Regions from separate parts of the Homo sapiens genome. Here region 2 is linked to region 1. The links are chromatin loops, found by intact Hi-C in ENCODE. Cell type or tissue: HCT116. All regions are shown on one strand. Each heading gives the region's core, and the rest is flanking DNA. Links, peaks and the distances in the headings are about the cores only. Region 1 has its middle 45 kb from the start of FOXB2. Region 2 has its middle 7.8 kb from the start of FOXB2.

Evidence for each region. Peaks named below come from ENCODE experiments on the same cell type or tissue, not always from the same donor. Only the 100,000 strongest peaks of a DNase experiment are listed, where the experiment ranks them.
Region 2: it touches region 1 in a loop (6-fold over the local background); 2 of 110 quality-filtered maps call a loop at or near these places.

Annotation. Positions count from the first base shown.
Region 1 is chr9:77,059,971-77,068,723 of GRCh38, reverse strand. No RefSeq gene overlaps it. Among named protein-coding and RNA genes, the nearest start is that of FOXB2, 45 kb to the right of the region's middle. RefSeq lists a silencer at 4,504-4,704. In HCT116, for the core only: no CTCF peak of the experiment used is centred there; a DNase peak (open chromatin) is centred at 4,553.
Region 2 is chr9:77,007,469-77,016,221 of GRCh38, reverse strand. No RefSeq gene overlaps it. Among named protein-coding and RNA genes, the nearest start is that of FOXB2, 7.8 kb to the left of the region's middle. RefSeq lists enhancers at 1,520-2,033, 3,515-4,015, 4,016-4,516. In HCT116, for the core only: CTCF peaks have their summits at 3,934 and 4,133 (motif pointing right); a DNase peak (open chromatin) is centred at 4,141; H3K4me3 peaks cover 919 bases.

The DNA.
Region 1 (8,753 bases), core at 1,466-6,465:
CTCTTGGCTGGGCACGGTGGCTCACTCCTGTAATCTCTGCACTTTGGGAGGCCAAGACGGGTGGATCACATGAGGTCAGGAGTTCAAGACCAGCCTGGCTAACATGGTGAAACCCCGTTTCTACTAAAAATACAAAAAATTAGCCGGGTGTGGTGGCACACGCCTGTAATCCCAGCTACTCGGGAGGCTGAGGCAGGAGAATTGCTTGAACCTGCGAGGCAGAGATTGCAGTGAGCAAAGATCGCACCATTGCACTCCAGCCTGGGCAACAAGAGTGAAACCCCATCTCCAAAAAAAAAAAAAAAAAAAAAAAAAACTCTCAAGAGAAATTTTAAAAAATTTAACTAAGTGAAAATAAAAATAAAACAACAAAATTTGTGGGATGCAGTGAAATGCTGCTTAAAGGAAAACTTACAGCATTGAGTATATATATTCATTTTATTTTATTTTATTTTTTGAGATGGAGCCCTCCTCTGTCACTCGGGCTGGAGTGCAGTGGCATGATTTTGGCTCACTGCAACCTCTGCCTCCCCGATTCAAGCAATTCTTCTGCCTCAGCCTCCCAAGTAGCTGGTTAATTTTTGTATTTTTAGTAGAGATCAGGTTTCACTGTGTTGGCCAGGCTGGTCTCAAACTCCTTACCTCAGGTGATCCACCTGCCTCAGCCTCCCAAAGTGCTGGGATTATAGGCATGAGCCACTAGGCCCAGTTGAATATATATATTTAAAAAGAAGGCCAGTCATGGCGGTCCACACCTGCAATCCTGGAACTTTGGGAGGCCAAGGTGGGAGTCCAAGGTGGGATGAGTTTGAGACTAGCCTGAGCAACACAGTGAGACCCCACCTCTATTTATTAAAAAAAATTTTAAATAAAAGAAGTAAGATGTAAAATAAATAATCTAAGATTCCACCTTAGGAAACCAGAAAAAGAACAAATTAAATTCAAAGTAGGCAGAAGAAAATAAATAATACAAATTAGGGTAGAAATCAATAAAATTTAAACCAGGAAATTGATAGAGAAAAATCAATAAAATTAAAAACCAGTTTCTATTAAGAGATCAATAAAATTGACAAGCCTCTAGCCAGGATAACAAAAAAACAAAATAGAGAGATAGAGACAAGACGCAAATTACTAGTATCAGAAATGAAAGAAGGAATATTACTACAGATCCTATAGATATTTAAAGGATGATTAAAAAAATACTATGAACAACTCTATGCCCACAAATTTGATGAGCTAGGTAAAATGATCAGTTTTTTTGAAAGACATAATCTGCCAAAACTCACACAAGAAGGAATAAACAATCCGAATAAACCCACATCTATTAAAGAAATATCTATTAAAGACCTTGTATTAGTCTGTTTTCATGCTGCTGATAAAGACATATCCAAGACTGGGTAATTTATAAAGAAAAAGAGGTTGAATGGGCTTGCAGTTCCACGTGGCTCAGGAGGCCTCACAATCATAGCAGAAGGTGAAAGGCACATCTTGCATGGTGGCAGACAGGACAGGATGAGAACCAAGCAAAAGGGGTTAGCCCTTATAAAACCATCAGATCTCATGAGACTTATTCACTACCATGAGAACAGTATGGGGGAAACTGTCCCCATGATTCAATTATCTCTCACCAGGTCCCTTCAGCAACTCGTGGGAATTATGGGAGCTACAATTCAAGATGAGATTTGGGTGGGGACACAGCCAAACTATATCAGACCTATGTCTATCATATTAATAACCTTCCAAGACAGAAATCAACAGTCCCAAATCGATTATCAGTAAATTCTCTCAAATATTTAAGGAAGAAATTGTGCCAATTCTCTACAAGTTCCTTCAGAAGATAGAATCAGAAGGAATACTTTCAAACTTATTCTACGAGGCAATCATTACCCTAATACCAAACAAAAAAAATTACAAGAAAAGAAAGCTACAGACCAATATCTCTCATGAACATAGATGAAAAAAATCCTAAAAAAATTGAGCAAATCAAATTCAACGAGTAAAAAAAATTATACATCACAATGAAATGACTTTTATTTCAGGTATGCAAGGCTGATTCAACATTAGAAAATCAATTAATATAATCCATCACATCAACAGGGCAAAAAAGAAAAATCACATGATTATATCAATAGATGCTGACAAAGCATTTGACAAAATTCAACCCACATTTGTAATAAGAACTCTCAGCAAACTAGGAATAGAGGACTTTTTAAAAATCTGATAATAAACATCTACAAAAAAATACAGCTAATGCAAAAGGCAAGAAGAGGAAATAAAAAAATATATATAAATTAGAAGGAAGAAATGAAACTATCTTTGTTCTTGGATGACATGATTGTCTAGGCAGATCATCCAAAAGAATTAGCAAAAATACTCCTAGAGCTAATACATGTTACAGCAAGGGTGCAGGATAGAAGCATAATATACAAAAGTCAATTACTTTCCTATATACCGGCAATGAACAAGTAGAATTTGAAATTAAAAACACAATACCATTTACATCAACATCCCCCAAAATGAAATAAAGTTGACCCTTAAACAGCATAGGTTTGAACTTGTCAGGTCTACTTGTTTGAGAATTTTCTTCTGCTTCTGATACCCCCGAGATAGAAACACCAAACCCTCCTCTTCATCTATCTCTTCAGCCTACTTGACATAAAGAACATGAAGATGACTTTCATGATGATCCACTTCCACTTGATAAATAGTAAATATATTTTCTCTTCCTTTTGATTGTTTTAATAACATTTTCTTTTCTCTAGCTTATTTTATGGGAGGAGTACAGTACAGTTGACCCTTGAATAATTCAGGGACATGACCCTCCACACATTAGAAAATCCAAGTATAACTTTTGGCTCCCCAAAAACTTACCTACAAATAGCCTACTGTTGATTGGAAGCCATACTGATAATATAAGCAGGCAATTAACACCTAAAGGTGTGCTAAAAATCACTGACATGAGGCAGATTGATTAATAGGAGAAAAGACATACACTTTTTTTTTTTTTTTGAGACAGGGTCTCATCTGTCACCCAGGCTGGAGTGCAGTGGCGCGAACTTAGTTCACTGCAACCTCCGCCTCCTGGGTTCAAGCGATTTTCCTGCCTCAGCCTCTCAAGCAGCTGGGACTACAGGCGTGTGCCACCTTGCCTGGCTAATTTTTTGTATTTTTAGTAGAGACGGGTTTCACCATGTTAGCCAGGCTGGTCTCGATCTCCTGACCTCACGATCCGCCTGCCTCAGCCTCCCAAAGTGCTGGGATTACAGGTGTGAGCCACCACACCCAGCCAGCATACACATTTATTTAACATGTGTACATAGGAGCCTTCAGAATGAAGACCCAAAGATACAGGGGAAATCGTCCATTTTTATGTTTAGGTTCAACAAAGTATGGACAGCTATGTAGAAATATAAGTGGACAAAAAGGGTCTGATCTAATGTTAATAGACAGCAAGGCCTGTCTGCCCGGATTCTTCTTGCCCTCTCTGAGCATGAGTTCCCGCCTTCTGAGTATGGGGCAGGGCCCTCTCTGGAATGGGGGTTTCATGACCTCCAGTCAAACAAGGTCCCTCAGGTGATTTCTTTATGGCTAGTTTTTACATAGAATATTTTTAGGTTTTATGGCTGGCTTTCAGGAAAAGGAGTTCTGGTTTCTAAGACCTGCCCGGGGAAGAGGGATTCTAGTTTCTACGGCTAGCCTCAGGAGAGAATGGGCCTGAGAGACAGGGGAGCAGGAGATGGTCAGAGAAAAACTTTTGCTTCTGAGGCTGCTGCTGAGACCTTCATTTTGGGGTATTGTTTTCTGAGCTCCAGGAAATATTTTGTATGTTATATAAGTTATATACTATGCTTACAATAAAGTAAGCTAGAGAAAAGAAAATGTTGTTAAGAAAAAAACGTATTTCTACATAGTTGTCCATACTCACTCTCACTTAGGCTGGAGTGCAGTGGCATGATGTCGATTGACTGCAGCCTCAAACTCTTGGGCTCAAGGGACCCTCCCACATCAACCTCCCTCCCGAGTAGCTGGGACTACAGGTGCACACCACCTTGCCTGGCTAACTTTTGTATTTTCTGTAGAGATGGAGTCTTACTATATTGCCCAGGCTGGTGGCAAAACTCCTGGGCTCAAGTGATCTGCCTGCCTCAGCCTCCCAAACTGCTGGGATTACAGGCATGAGCCACCATGCCTGGCCCAGAAAAATCTTAATAAAGAGAAAATACATTTACAGTTCTGTACAGCTACTGTAAGTTTATGAGGTTTTTTGTTTGTTTGTTTGTTTGTTTTGAGACAGAGTCTTGCTCTGTCGCCCAGGCTGGAAGGCAGTGACACCATCTTGGCTCACTGCAACCTCCACCACCCAGGTTCAAGTGATTCTCCTGCCTCAGTCTCCTGAGTAGCTGGGACTACAAGTGTAGCCCATTACTCCTGGCTAATTTTTGTATTTTTACTAGAGACAGGGTTTTGCCACATTGGCCAGGCTGGTCTCAAATTCTTGGCCTCAAGTGATCCACCCGCCTCAGCCTCCTGAAGTGCTGAGATTACAGGGATGAGCCACAGCGCCCAGCCTATGTGGTCTATTTACAAGATGAATCATCTGTCTGAAATGGCAGGCAACCACAGCTGCAGACCTCAATCTGCAGTACATATCAAGCAATGAACATTTTCTTGCAGTGTCATGACTTTTCTTTGCTTATTGGGAGTACTTCCAACATCACTAGTGGCACTATGTGTGGCTCCCATAGTGTTATTCAAGGTTTACAGTATTGCACTAAACATGATGAACAAATATGTGAGATCTGCAAGAAATCACTTTTACGGTGATGCAAAATGTACTAGAGAGATGAACTGCTCATGTGGAGATGATTAGTTAGCATCACACGGTGTTTTAAGCAGATACTCGAAATACTTGACCTCATCACAATAGCTTGAGGAGGTGGTTACAAAATTATTACAGTGCAGTATGTACTACAGTGTATTTTATAAGGTTATGATTTAATACCTCATCTTTATATTTGTTTACATTCTGTTGACTGTGAATGGTGCCACGTGTGGTCTGTAAGTGCTTGTGTGCATAAACTTTGATAAATTTTACCTTTTTATTAAAGGCTTTTGTTTATTTCATGGTAGTAAACGATAACATAGACTGGTATCTACATATATTTTATGCATCCATGATAAACCTATTTCCTATTTTTTTCATTATTTCTAGGCTACACAGTTCATCCGTGAATTTTTTCAAATTGTTTCAAATCTCAAAAAAATTTTCCAATACATTTATGAAGAAAAATCTTTGTAGGCCAGGTGCAGTGGCTCATGCCTGTAATCCTGTAATCCCAGCACTTTGGGAGGCCAAGGCAGGAGGATCACCTGAGGTCAGGAGTTCGAGACCAGCCTGGCCAACGTGGTGAAACCCCGTCTCTACTAAAAATACAAAAAAAAAAAAAAAAAATTAACCAGGCATGGTGGTGGGCACCTGTAATCCCAGCTACTCAGGAGGCTGAGGCAGGAGAATCACTTGAGCCTGGGAAGTGGAGGTTACAGTGAGCTGAGATCATGCCATTGCACTCCAGCCTGGGCTACAAGAGCGAGAGTCCATCTCAAAAAACAAAAACAAGAAAAGAAAAGAAAAAAATCTTTGTATAAGTGGACCCACATTCTTCAAAGCCATGTTGCTCAAGTGTCAACTATATACAACATGTACATAGTTTGATATATATACAAAATATGTGTTAATTTACTGCATATGTTATCAGTATAGCTTCTGGTCAACTGTAGGCTATTAGTGGTTAAGTTTTTGGGGAGTCAAAAGTTACACTTGGATCTTCAACTCCATTGCGGGGTCAGCACCCCTAATCCCCTCATTGTTCAAGAGTTGACATAGATATAACTTTAACAAACTATGTACAAGTTCTATATACAAAACTCTGATAGTAAAAAAAAACAAAGAACTAAATTAATGAAGACATATTTCACACTCATGGAGAGGAAGACTCAATATTGTTAAAATGTCAGTTCTTCCCCATGTGATCAATAGATTCAACACAATTTTAATCAAAATTCCAGCAAGTTATTTTGTGAATGTTAATAAACTGATTGATTCTAAAGGTTATACGAGATGCAGAAGATCCAGAATAGGCAACAAAATGTTGAATGAGAAGAACAAAGTCAGAAGACTAAAAAAAAGCCAGAGGATAAATACTTTCCAACTTCAAAGTTTACTATAGGCTGGGCGCGGTGGCACACGCCTGTAATCCAGCACTTTGGGAGGCTGAGGCATGCAGATCATGAGATCAAGAGATCGAGACCATCCTGGCCAACATGGTGAAACCTTGTCTTTACTAAAAATACAAAAATTAGCTGGGCATGGTGGCACGTGACTGTAGTCCCAGCTACTTGGGAGGCTGAGGCAGGAGAATTGCTTGAACCCGGGAGGTGGAGGTTGCAGTGAACTGAGATCACGCCACTGCACTCCAGCCTGGTGACAAAGCAAGACTCGATCTCAAGAAAAAAAAAAAAAGTTTACTATAGAGGCCGGGCACGGTGGCTCATGATTGTAATACCAGCACTTTGGGAGGCCAAGGCAGGTGGATCACGAGGTCAGGAGCTCTAGATCAGCCTGACCAACATGATGAAACCCCATCTCTACTAAAAATACAAAAATTAGCTGGGCATGGTGATGCGCACCTGTAATCCCAGTTACTCCAGCTATTCAGGAGGCTGAGGCAGGAGAATCGCTTGAACCAGGGAGTTGGAGGTTACAGTGAGCCGAGATAGCGCTACTGCACTCCAGCCTGGGCGACAGAGTGAGATTCCGTCTCAAAACAAAGAAGTTTACTATAAAGCTTCAGTCATCAAACAGTGTGGCACTAGTAAAAGAACAGACAAATAGAGCAGTGGAGAAGAATAGAGAGACCAGATATAGACTCACACAAATATAGTCAACTGATCTTTCACAAAGGAGCAAAGGCAAAGCAATAGAGAAAAGATAGTCTTCTCAACAAAATGATACTGGAACAATATCATTGGGCCTTTTTTAATTTTAAAAAAATTAATCCAACACCATTTTTAAAGAATATCACTCTCCCTCTCCCTCTCCCTCTCCCCACGGTCTCCCTCTCCCGCTCTTTCCACGGTCTCCCTCTGATGCTGAGCCGAAGCTGGACTGTACTGCTGCCATCTCGGCTCACTGCAACCTCCCTGCCTGATTCTCCTGCCTCAGCCTGCCGAGTGCCTGCGATTGTAGGCGCGCGCCGCCACTCCTGACTGGTTTTCGTATTTTTTTGGTGGAGACGGGGTTTTGCTGTGTTGGCCAGGCTGGTCTCCAGCTCCTAACCGCGAGTGATCCGCCAGCCTCGGCCTCCCGAGGTGCCGGGATGGCAGACGGAGTCTCGTTCACTCAGTGCTCAATGGTGCCCAGGATGGAGTGCAGTGGTGTGATCTCGGCCCGCTACAACCTCCACCTCCCAGCCGCCTGCCTTGGCCTCCCAAAGTGCTGAGATTGCAGCCTCTGCCCAGCCGCCACCCCATCTGGGAAGTGAGGAGCGTCTCTGCCTGGCCACCCATCGTCTGGGATGTGAGGAGCCCCTCTGCCTGGCTGCCCAGTCTGGAAAGTGAGGAGCGTCTCTGCCCGGCCGCCATCCCATCTAGGAAGTGAGGAGCGCCTCTTCCCTGCCGCCATCCCATCTAGGAAGTGAGGAGCGTCTCTGCCCGGCCGCCCATTGTCTGAGATGTGGGGAGTGCCTCTGCCCCGCCGCCCCGTCTGGGATGTGAGGAGCGCCTCTGCCCGGCCGCTACCCCGTTTGGGAGGTGAGGAGCGTCTCTGCCTGGCCGCCCCATCTGAGAAGTGAGGAGACCCTCCGCCCGGCAGCCACCCCGTCTGGGAAGTGAGGAGCTTCTCCGCCCGGCAGCCACCCCGTCCGGGATGGAGGTGGGGGTCAGCCCCCCGCCCGGCCAGCCGCCCCGTCCGGGAGGTGAGGGGCGCCTCTGCCCGGCCGCCCCTACTGGGAAGTGAGGAGCCCCTCTGCCCGGCCACCACCCCGTCTGGGAGGTGTGCCCCACAGCTCATTGAGAACGGGCCATGATGACAATGGCGGTTTTGTGGAATAGAAATGGGGGAAAGGTGGGGAAAAGATTGAGAAATTGGATGGTTGCCGTGTCTGTGTAGAAAGAAGTAGACATGGGAGACTTTTCATTTTCTTCTGTACTAAGAAAAATTCTTCTGCCTTGGGATTCTGTTGATCTGTGACCTTACCCCCAACCCTGTGCTCTCTGAAACATGTGCTGTGTCCACTCAGGGTTGAATGGATTAAGGGCGGTACAAGATGTGCTTTGTTAAACAGATGCTTGAAGGCAGCATGCTCATTAAGAGTCATCACCACTCCCTAATCTCAAGTACCCAGGGACACAAACATTGCGGAAGGCCGCAGGGTCCTCTGCCTGGGAAAACCAGAGACCTTTGTTCACTTGTTTATCTGCTGACCTTCCCTCCGCTATTGTCCTATGACCCTGCCAAATCCCCCTCTGCGAGAAACACCCAAGAATGATCAATTAAAAAAAAAAAAAATTAATCCAGGCACAGACTTTATACCTTTCTCAAAAATGAACTCAAAATGAATCATACACACAAATGCAAAATGAAAAACCATAAAACTTTTAGAATATAACATAAGAGAAAATCTAAGTGAGTTTTTCAATACAATATCAAAGGCACCATCCATAACAGAAGTAACTTATAGGTTGAACTTCATTAA
Region 2 (8,753 bases), core at 2,184-7,183, 53 kb after region 1:
CGCCGCGGAGGATCCTGGGGGATTCCAAGCGCGGCACTGGGCCGGGGTGCAGAGCTGGGGCCGCGGTGGGGAGGGGGGCGCGCTCTCCTCTTCCCCTACTTCCCCGGAGGTTAATTCCGACAAGTTTTGCAGGCGCTCAGTGGCACCGGCGGGGGCCGGAACGCGCGCGCTCCAGCTGCCTGCAGACCCCCTCTCAAGAAAAACAGATCGTGTAACCACCCTGGCACCAACCAGTCGGTTTCAAGTTTCCGCGAGTAATTTTTTTTTGTTGTTTTTAAACAACTACTGCACTATCCAAATATTGGCTGGCGCTCAGGACGCTGGCAGGCAAATCATTGCCCCGGGCTTAGTGTAATTATCTCAGGCGTATTTGGTTTACCCCTTAGGCAATTGTTGGCGACGCTATGCTAGGAAGAGGGGTTCCATGCAAGCTTTTATTGCGTTTAATTGGCTCTATGGAGGGGAGTAAAAAAAGATGTGGAACTTTAGGAGCGGTTATTTATTCATTCTTTCTCCTCCATGCCCCCAGCCCCTGGAGGGTCTCACGCGCTCCTTGGGCTGGATCTAGGCCAGGCCTTCCCACGGCTTCTGCGGACAGCTGTGCCCAGGGCGAGGAGGAACACAAGTTACCGATAGGGCTAGGACGACGTACAGCGCTAGAAAAAAGGCAAAGGTTTAGGCGCACATCTCAATTTCCATGGGTTCTCCCTTTACGCACTGACTTAGCTGACGTGCGGAAGGTTGCCTGGGTTAGTTACGTTTGGGGTCCTCCCAGGAGCCTTCCTGGTCACGCTAGCCTGGCACTTGCCTGACCTTCGGCTGACTTCTCGGCGCATACTTTTCCCAGACGAAACTCCTAAAGTGGATTTGAAGAGGGTAGGAGAAAGCCAGCCCCAGGACTCGGAAACGTGGCTTCCAGCTCGAGTCCAGGCCTGGATGACCCTGGAGGCATCATTTCACCGCTTTGGGCTTCTTTTTCTTTCCAGGAAATACTCAGTAGTCAGAACTGCGCCTTCGAAGGCTCCAAGGAGTTGAGGTTTGAAGCTGTGATCTCGACGGTGGAGTGGCGCTGGGGGTCTGGGCGCTCGGAGCGGGGAGCTCAGGAGCTGCGCAGCTGGGGACGCTGCAGGGCAGCAGCGCCACCCGTCAACCCCTTATAACGTTTTAGGAATCCGTCGCCTCCAGCGTCACCAACCCGACCTGACATCTCTGCGAAGTGCATCCCTGCCCCGTTTCCGACCCGTCCAGTCCCCGCGCCTTGCCCGGCAGGCGCCCAGGACACAGGTTTGGCTCCGCCCTACTTGGATTTGAGTGCATAAGCTCGATTTGACTTTTCGGAATGCCCGAGGGTGGAGGGCAGAAGGGAAAAGCCTGAGGTCAGGGGCATTTATTTCTTGGAGAAAAAAAGCACTGGCCTTGAATTTAGGAGACGATACTCGAGCTCCAGCTTCGCCACCTACTGGCTGTGCGACTGCCTCTTCTCTGAGCCTCAGTTTCCTTTTCTCTAAAGTGGCGATGACCCTGTTGCCTTAAAAGTGCGATTCTGAGACGTGGGATTTTGAGAGTGACTGCTGGAATACTTTGATCCAGTAAACCTCTATCAAGAGCCTACTGTGTGCCAAGCGTCAGAAAACGCCTTGTAAAGTGTGAAGCATTGTAAATACATAAGATGCTATTATCGTTTTTGCTGTTAGAAGTCATCATCTTTTCCTTCCTCCAAATCTAATTGTACCTAAGAAGAGCTCGACAAAATGAAGCCCGACGGCGGTACATGAGCGGGTGGATGTATCTGGCGTTGGAGTGGTCAGCCGCGGGGTGCACACGGCTTTCTCTCGCAGTGCCACCGGCCAAGAAAGACAGCCCAGCTTTCGTCCCCCAAAGTTTCTAGCACCTCCGCTCGCGGGCGAGACTGGCTGGGTTGTCTGAGCCGTAGGTGTGCGAGTTTGAGGGAAGGAGGATACAAGGGGGTCCAGCCAGCAGCGGAGAGCCAGGGGATAGCGCCGGGCCGCGCAGGCTCAGGGTTGCCGTGCCAGCGTCGCTCCACCTCGACATTGACCCCAGGCTCTCGTCTGACCGAAACTCACTCCGCAAAGACCCTACGTGCTGCCCAGAGTCAGAAACCTGACTTTTAAATCTCCACTCTTCGAGGCGAGATTCGTCTCGAACACCGCGGCTGTGTACACTGCCTGTGGCCCGGGGCGCGCAATCAGCGTGGAGATGGGAAGCGTTTGTGTCACCCTAGCAGAGCAATTTCCCCTTTACAGTCCACCCGCGCCTCACACCTCTTGGCCAACATCCAGAAGCTTTCCTACGGGCCGTGTCTGTTTAGGTAGCGGCCACTGACAACCATAACCACCAAATAAATAACCAACGATTAAAAATTAAATAACTTTCTTGCGCTCCCTCCGACGACTAATAACAAAGACTCCGCACATCAGCAACCAGGTGTCGCGGTTAAACTCCTGACAGTAACTGTCTTCCTTTTCAGCCAGCCAGTTCTGGAATACATTACATTAATTAAGTCTTTGGTGATTTAGCCTCCTTGGAGAGAAGTCCAACAATGTAATTAAGAGCATACTGGCTATATTAGATATGAATATTCAAAACAGTGTCAATTAATTAGCCAACAGATCTAGCTCACTATGCTTCGAAAGCCCCTGAAGTCCTCTAAGATACATTTAAAGGGTCATCGGCGGGGAAAGGAGAGGGGGGTAAAGAATATTAAAGAGGTGGGTCCAGATGATCTCTTCGTTCCACATAAACATTTTCTAATGATGGCGATTTATAACGTCCCTGACATCACATACCGCACCTTTGGGCACGTGGGTGCCCGCCCATGTCTGTGTGTGTCTGGTGGTGGTGGTGGAGTTGGGGGGGCGGGGCGGATGTTGTTGATCCATCAGAGCAAAGATCTTTTATAATTAAAGTGAGGAGGCATCCAACTGGAAGGGCCTTCTTAGAGGCACCAAGAGGCTATCCATTGTACATCCTCTCAGACATGTTAGAAAGATAAATATTAAATCTGCTATCACAAAGGGAGCTGTTAAATAGATACTAAGCTGATATGCATAAAAAATTAATTAGGTAGTTTTCTCAGCATCAAACTCCTGGACAAATAACTACTTGTAAAGTACACCTTCTGGGCATATTGAACATATGCTGGAATTATCCTTAATTGACTAATTACATAAATTACTCATTAATTTTACAGCACATCAATTATAAAAGATATATCAATTAATTTTGCATAAATTAAGACTGGAATCTCCCTCCCCCCAAAAAACACAAGAGAGAGGCTGCTGTAACAAAATATGCAGAGAGGGGAGAAAAACAATGTTTGTGTATTTGTAGATTGCAATAATAATTTGTTCTGCTCTGGGCAGAGATTTTCTTAAGGAAAAACATCCTTGGCAATTAAAATAGTCCTAAAGACCACTTACGATGTGATCATGCGTGCACCAAGGCGAAACAGACCATTTAAATCAATTAGGACTGCTCTGATGGAAAATGAGGGCCTGGCAATGACAAAGTACTCAGACATTAGTAATCACAAATGATTTAACATCCACATTAAATGCCTGACTGGGTAGTAAGGCTTATTTTCCTAAGTCAGCAGGGTGCCCGTAACGAAGTTATCTCTGGGTATCCCAAAGTAGACTTCGGCAACGATTTCACACACAATTGGTGGAAATTAATTTGACACCTCTCTTCAACCTAACTCCTCCAGCCTGCTCGTTTCGGGCTCTCCTAAGCGGCTGTTGGCCTCCTCACCTCCTCCCTCGTTTCCTTAAAAAGGTCATTAAATGCTTCGTCACGAGCCCAGCCGTGGGGCCCTGCTCCTTCTGTTTTGGGTTTCTCCTCCCCTGGTGGGACTGGCGGCTTTCAGAATACAGACTGTGTCTCGGCCTAGGCTAGCGGGTCGAGAAGGTGATTTCCAAGGGGTGAGCAAAGTCTGAGACCCCCGGCTCCTTGACTCTTCCTGGCCCGCCCTCCGCAGTCTGCCAGGCTGAGGCTGAAAACACGAGTTTCCAGAAAGGCTTTAGGCAGGCTGCGGGCGCCGGGAGGGAAGCCGGGAGACCGCTGCGCCCGCTGCGCCCGCTGCACTTTGGCAACGAGGCCTGCGTGATTTTAGTCAGCAGGGGGCGCTGTCTCCCCTGGTCGCCGCCTTAGAGAGGAAGCCGCCTTCGGTGCGGGTTTTCTCCGCACAGCGATGGAGGTGGAGAGATGTGAGTTTCCTGGGGTAGCGGCACTTCTAGAAATGCCAGGCTATGGTTCACTGGTTTCCCTTCTGTGTGAAAACCCCAATCTACCTTGATTTGTGCCAACCATCTGTAATGCTTTTCATAGATAACTTTAGACAACATCAAATCAAACGGTACTTGAAATACATCCCAAATTTCCTCTTGGAAGTTGTGAACTTCGAAGTTGCACCTACAAATATAGAGGTGCTTTTCCAAAAGAAACAAAAACTTCCTTGAAAGGAATCCGTAGTCATTATTTAATGCCAGCCCCACGTGTGTATTGATAATTATTGACAATAGAAATATAGAATTTTCTATGTTGTTAAGAAGCCTTTCAACGATATAAGTGGGAGATTCAAGTTATATAGAATCATATGGTTCAAAAATTTTGTTTTTATATTCTTTTAAGTATTTTGTATTCATAGTGATCATTCATAACTCTGAAGTAAAATAAATCAGAATGACAGACAACTGGATGTTGGAGAAACAGAAAGGTTTTACTTTCAAGAGATGCCTAGTTTGGTGGATAGTAAGTTTATGATCAGCAGATTCCCAATCCCACACTCATAAATTGGTTGTGTTAAAAATACTTTGTTTTAAAACCACTATGTATTTCACTCAAAGTGAAATTTCCCCTAGGAATAATACTGTAACTGGTAGATAGGATCCCAGCTAGTTGGTACTGTTCCGCTTTAAGTCCTGTTAAACCAGTAATGTATCTAAAAATTTGAATTTCTCCTTTGAGACTGATCACAACCCTAAAAGGTCCTTTTCTTATCCCCTTCTGTTGCTAGTCTCCAAAGATACTGGCTCCCACCCCCATATTGGACCATGCCTTCTGGAATTCATGCCCTTGTGCAGTTTCTTCTCATATTAAATCTGACCCAGTCCCATGGGAACAAGTAGCATGTGGCAGAAGTGGTGCAGTATGATTTCAAGCCAAATCAGAAGGACCCTTGCAGCTTTTGCCTTGCCCTTTTAAAACACACACTCTGGGGTGGTGGTGGGGATTGGGGGGTGGGGGGGCAGTGCCAGCCAACAGGTAAGAAGTCCTACGGCTCACACTGTGAGGAAATCCAGTTTAGCCAAGGAGAGAGAGAGAGAGAGCTTGGCGGGGGAGAGAGAGAGAGAGCGCGCACTCTTGGAGAGAGAGAGATGCCTGATCAGCCACCAGCTCTGCCAACCATCCCAAGTGAGATGTCATATGTGGTGAGTAAAGGAACTGTCCTGGATGTCCAGTCCAGTTAACTTCTAGATAATTTCAGCCTCAGTTCTACCTGACTGCAACTGCATGAGAGACCTTAGTCAATAACCTCCCTGCTGAGCTCAGTCAATCTACAGAAACGCATGGGCTAACAAACCATTGCTGTTCAGGCATTATGTTTAGGTGTGATTTATTACACAGCAGTAGATAACCAGAACATACATTGTCCTGTCTCCCATTCTTTTTCCTATACTATTTTTTCTTGAATCTTATTTCTGCTACAGTTTGAATCTGGCTACTCATGTGAGCTAGCCTGGGAATCTGAACACTAGTTAGAATATCGAGGCTGGGATTGTGTGCCAAAGAGATTGGCAAGGAGAGTAGATGAAGGAGACTGCAACATAATTAGACATTTCTATTTACGCTTAGGAAACAGTTACGAGAAACTAAATACTGCTCTTCCTCGGAGCTTCTCAGGGGCTGGCACTGGAGGATACAACTGTCAGTAAGTTCCTAAGTCACGTGCTCAAAGAGAAGTGCCTCTATTAGAATTTCTATCTCAATCATGTGCATTGTTTTAATTAAAGGTTTTTTTCTAATATTCTCAAACAACAGATATATAATTGTATTTATAGTATGGAAGACAATTAAATTAGAATCTTTTTCAAGATAAAAATAGTGTCTTTGAAATTGCTCACATTTCTAGAGAATAATGGTGCTATGATCAGTAGTTTCTGTTCCATTAGCTTCTCCTTTCCAACTAGGCAAATCAATAAACTTTATAGTGTTTGTTTTTCACCTTTTATTGCCACCATTTATTCAAGTGCAGACTTGCCATTGTAACTTGTACTTCTGGATAGGCAGTCATATATTTGCTTTGTTATATTGATAAGATTTTTTTTTTTTTTTTTTTGAGATGGAGTCTCGCTTTGTCATCCAGGCTGGAGTGCAGTGGTGTGATCTTGGCTCACTGCAACCTCCACCTCCCTGGTTCAAGCGATTCTCCTGCCTCAGCCTCCTGAGTAGCTGGGATTATAGACACACACCACCAAACCCAGCTAATTTTTGTGTTTTTAGTAGAGACAGAGTTTCACCGTGTTGACCAGGCTGGTCTTGAACTCCTGACCTAGTGATCTGCCTGCCTTGACCTCCCAAAGTGCTGGGATTATAGGCGTGAGCCACTGTGCCTGGCTAAGTTTTTTTTTTTTTTTTTTTTTTTTTTTTAGCGCAACTTGTGCTGGTCCTTTTGTGAAGCAAGAATATTCAAGAGTTTATAGATATAAAAATATCCTCAGCTCTTACTAAAGAAAAATCATCTTCCTATTGTTCATTGTAGTCTCATCTTTCAGATGGAAAAACAGATAAAATCCCAGACATTCCCAAAGAATGGGCTTCATAAGGTTCAAGTAGATAGCTGGTATGGATTTTAATTGTCTTCTAAATCATCCTTTATGCAGGGAAAGCCTAACATGTTTGAGTGATTACTTTTTGTTTGGCATCCAATAGTGCCAAAATGGACTTTGGCATCAGACTGATTTGGTTAATTTTAGGTGCTTTTTTTTTTTTTTTTTTTTTGAGACAGAAGCTTGTTCTTGTTGCTCAGGCTAGGTGCAATGGCATGATCTCGACTCACTGCAACCTCCACCTCCTGGGTTCAAGAGAGTCTCCTGCCTCAGCCTCCCGAGTAGCTGAGATTACAGGCACCCACCACCACCCCTGGCTAATTTTTGTATTTTTACTAGAGTCGGGGTTTCACCATCTTGGCCAGGCTTCAGTCTTGAACTCCTGACCTTGTGATCCACCCACCTCAGCCTCCCAAAGTGCTGGGATTACAGGCGTGAGCCACCGAGCCTGGCCCTAGGCTCTTATTATTTAGTGAGTGACCTTGGGTATGGGACCTAACTTTTATAGCCTCAAATTACTCATATGTAAAATGGGGATGATAGAACCTGAAATAGAGTGATTTTGATGATTACATGAGATACTGGACCTAAAATGCACACGGCGAATGCATCATAAATGTTAGCAACCTGTCACTTACTCAGGAGATTTCTGGGGTAAATTGCTGTTGTATTTTCACTTGTTGATCACTACTTTGGAAAGGTTAAAAGTGTACTTTTAAAAATCTCAGTTGGCAGGGTCTTAAGATGACTTGAATCTATCAGGTTGTACCTGAAGAATCTGGAGTATCCTTCCTCATCTAATTCTCCAGTTTTTCTCCCCTCGAATTCCTCTGTCAGAAGCACAACTGTAAGAACACCACCACTTCTCTGCTCAGAAATTTTCAATAGCAGTTTGGAGATGACCTTAGGCAAGTGCACACCTCTTAGCTTCACATTCAAAAAGCCTTCTACAATTGGGCCTCTGGGTCTATCCTTCTAGATTTATCACATTCCCTCTGCTCCTACCAAAGGAGGTCAGTTGCATGCTCTTCCGAATACATAGCCGCATTTTCCCCCCTGACTTCACTCCCATTGTTCACTCTTTCTGAAATGTGTATCCTCTTCTATTTTTACCTCCCCAAACTCTACTCATTCATCAAATAAGACCTCATTCAACAATTGCCTCCTCCACAAAGCCTTCTGTTACCTTTCCTTGTAGAATCATCTTTTTCCTCTAAGTGTCTAGAACATGTTGTTTACACTTCAATTATGCAACAATCACAACCTGCCTTTCTTATTAATATGCAAACTTTATGAAAGCAGGGATCATTTTTTATCCAATTTTTGTTTGCCACAGTAGTTAGTACAGTTAAATCAGTGCTTCCCAAACCATCTTTGAAAAAGAACCAGCTTTGAAAAAAAAAAGCAATCTGTTGCAGATTGAGATGTTTGTAAAACACAATAAAAATGAAAGATTAGAAAACTAAAATAAAAATACGGGGCAAAATACAAGCCCAAATGTCTCTCTCTCTTTTTTTTTTCTTTTCTTTTCTTTTTTTTTTTTTTTTTTTTGAGGTGGAATTTCACTCTTTTTGCCCAGGCTGGAATGCAATGGTGCGATCTCGGCTCACTGCAACCTCTGCCTCCCAGGTTCAAGCGATTCTCCTGCCTCAGTCTCCCGAGTAGCTGGGATTACAGGCACTCACCACCACACTCGGCTAATTTTTATATTTTTAGTAGAGACGGGGTTTCGCCATGTTGGACAGGCTAGTCTTGAACTCCTGACTCCGCCTGCCTCAGCCTCCCAAAATGCTGCGATTACAGGAGTGAGCCACTGCACCTGGCCTCCAAATGTCTCTTTATGATAGTCAATAGATGTACATTTATTCTCTCAAAGTCCTGTAAATATATCTAAACACTTACTTC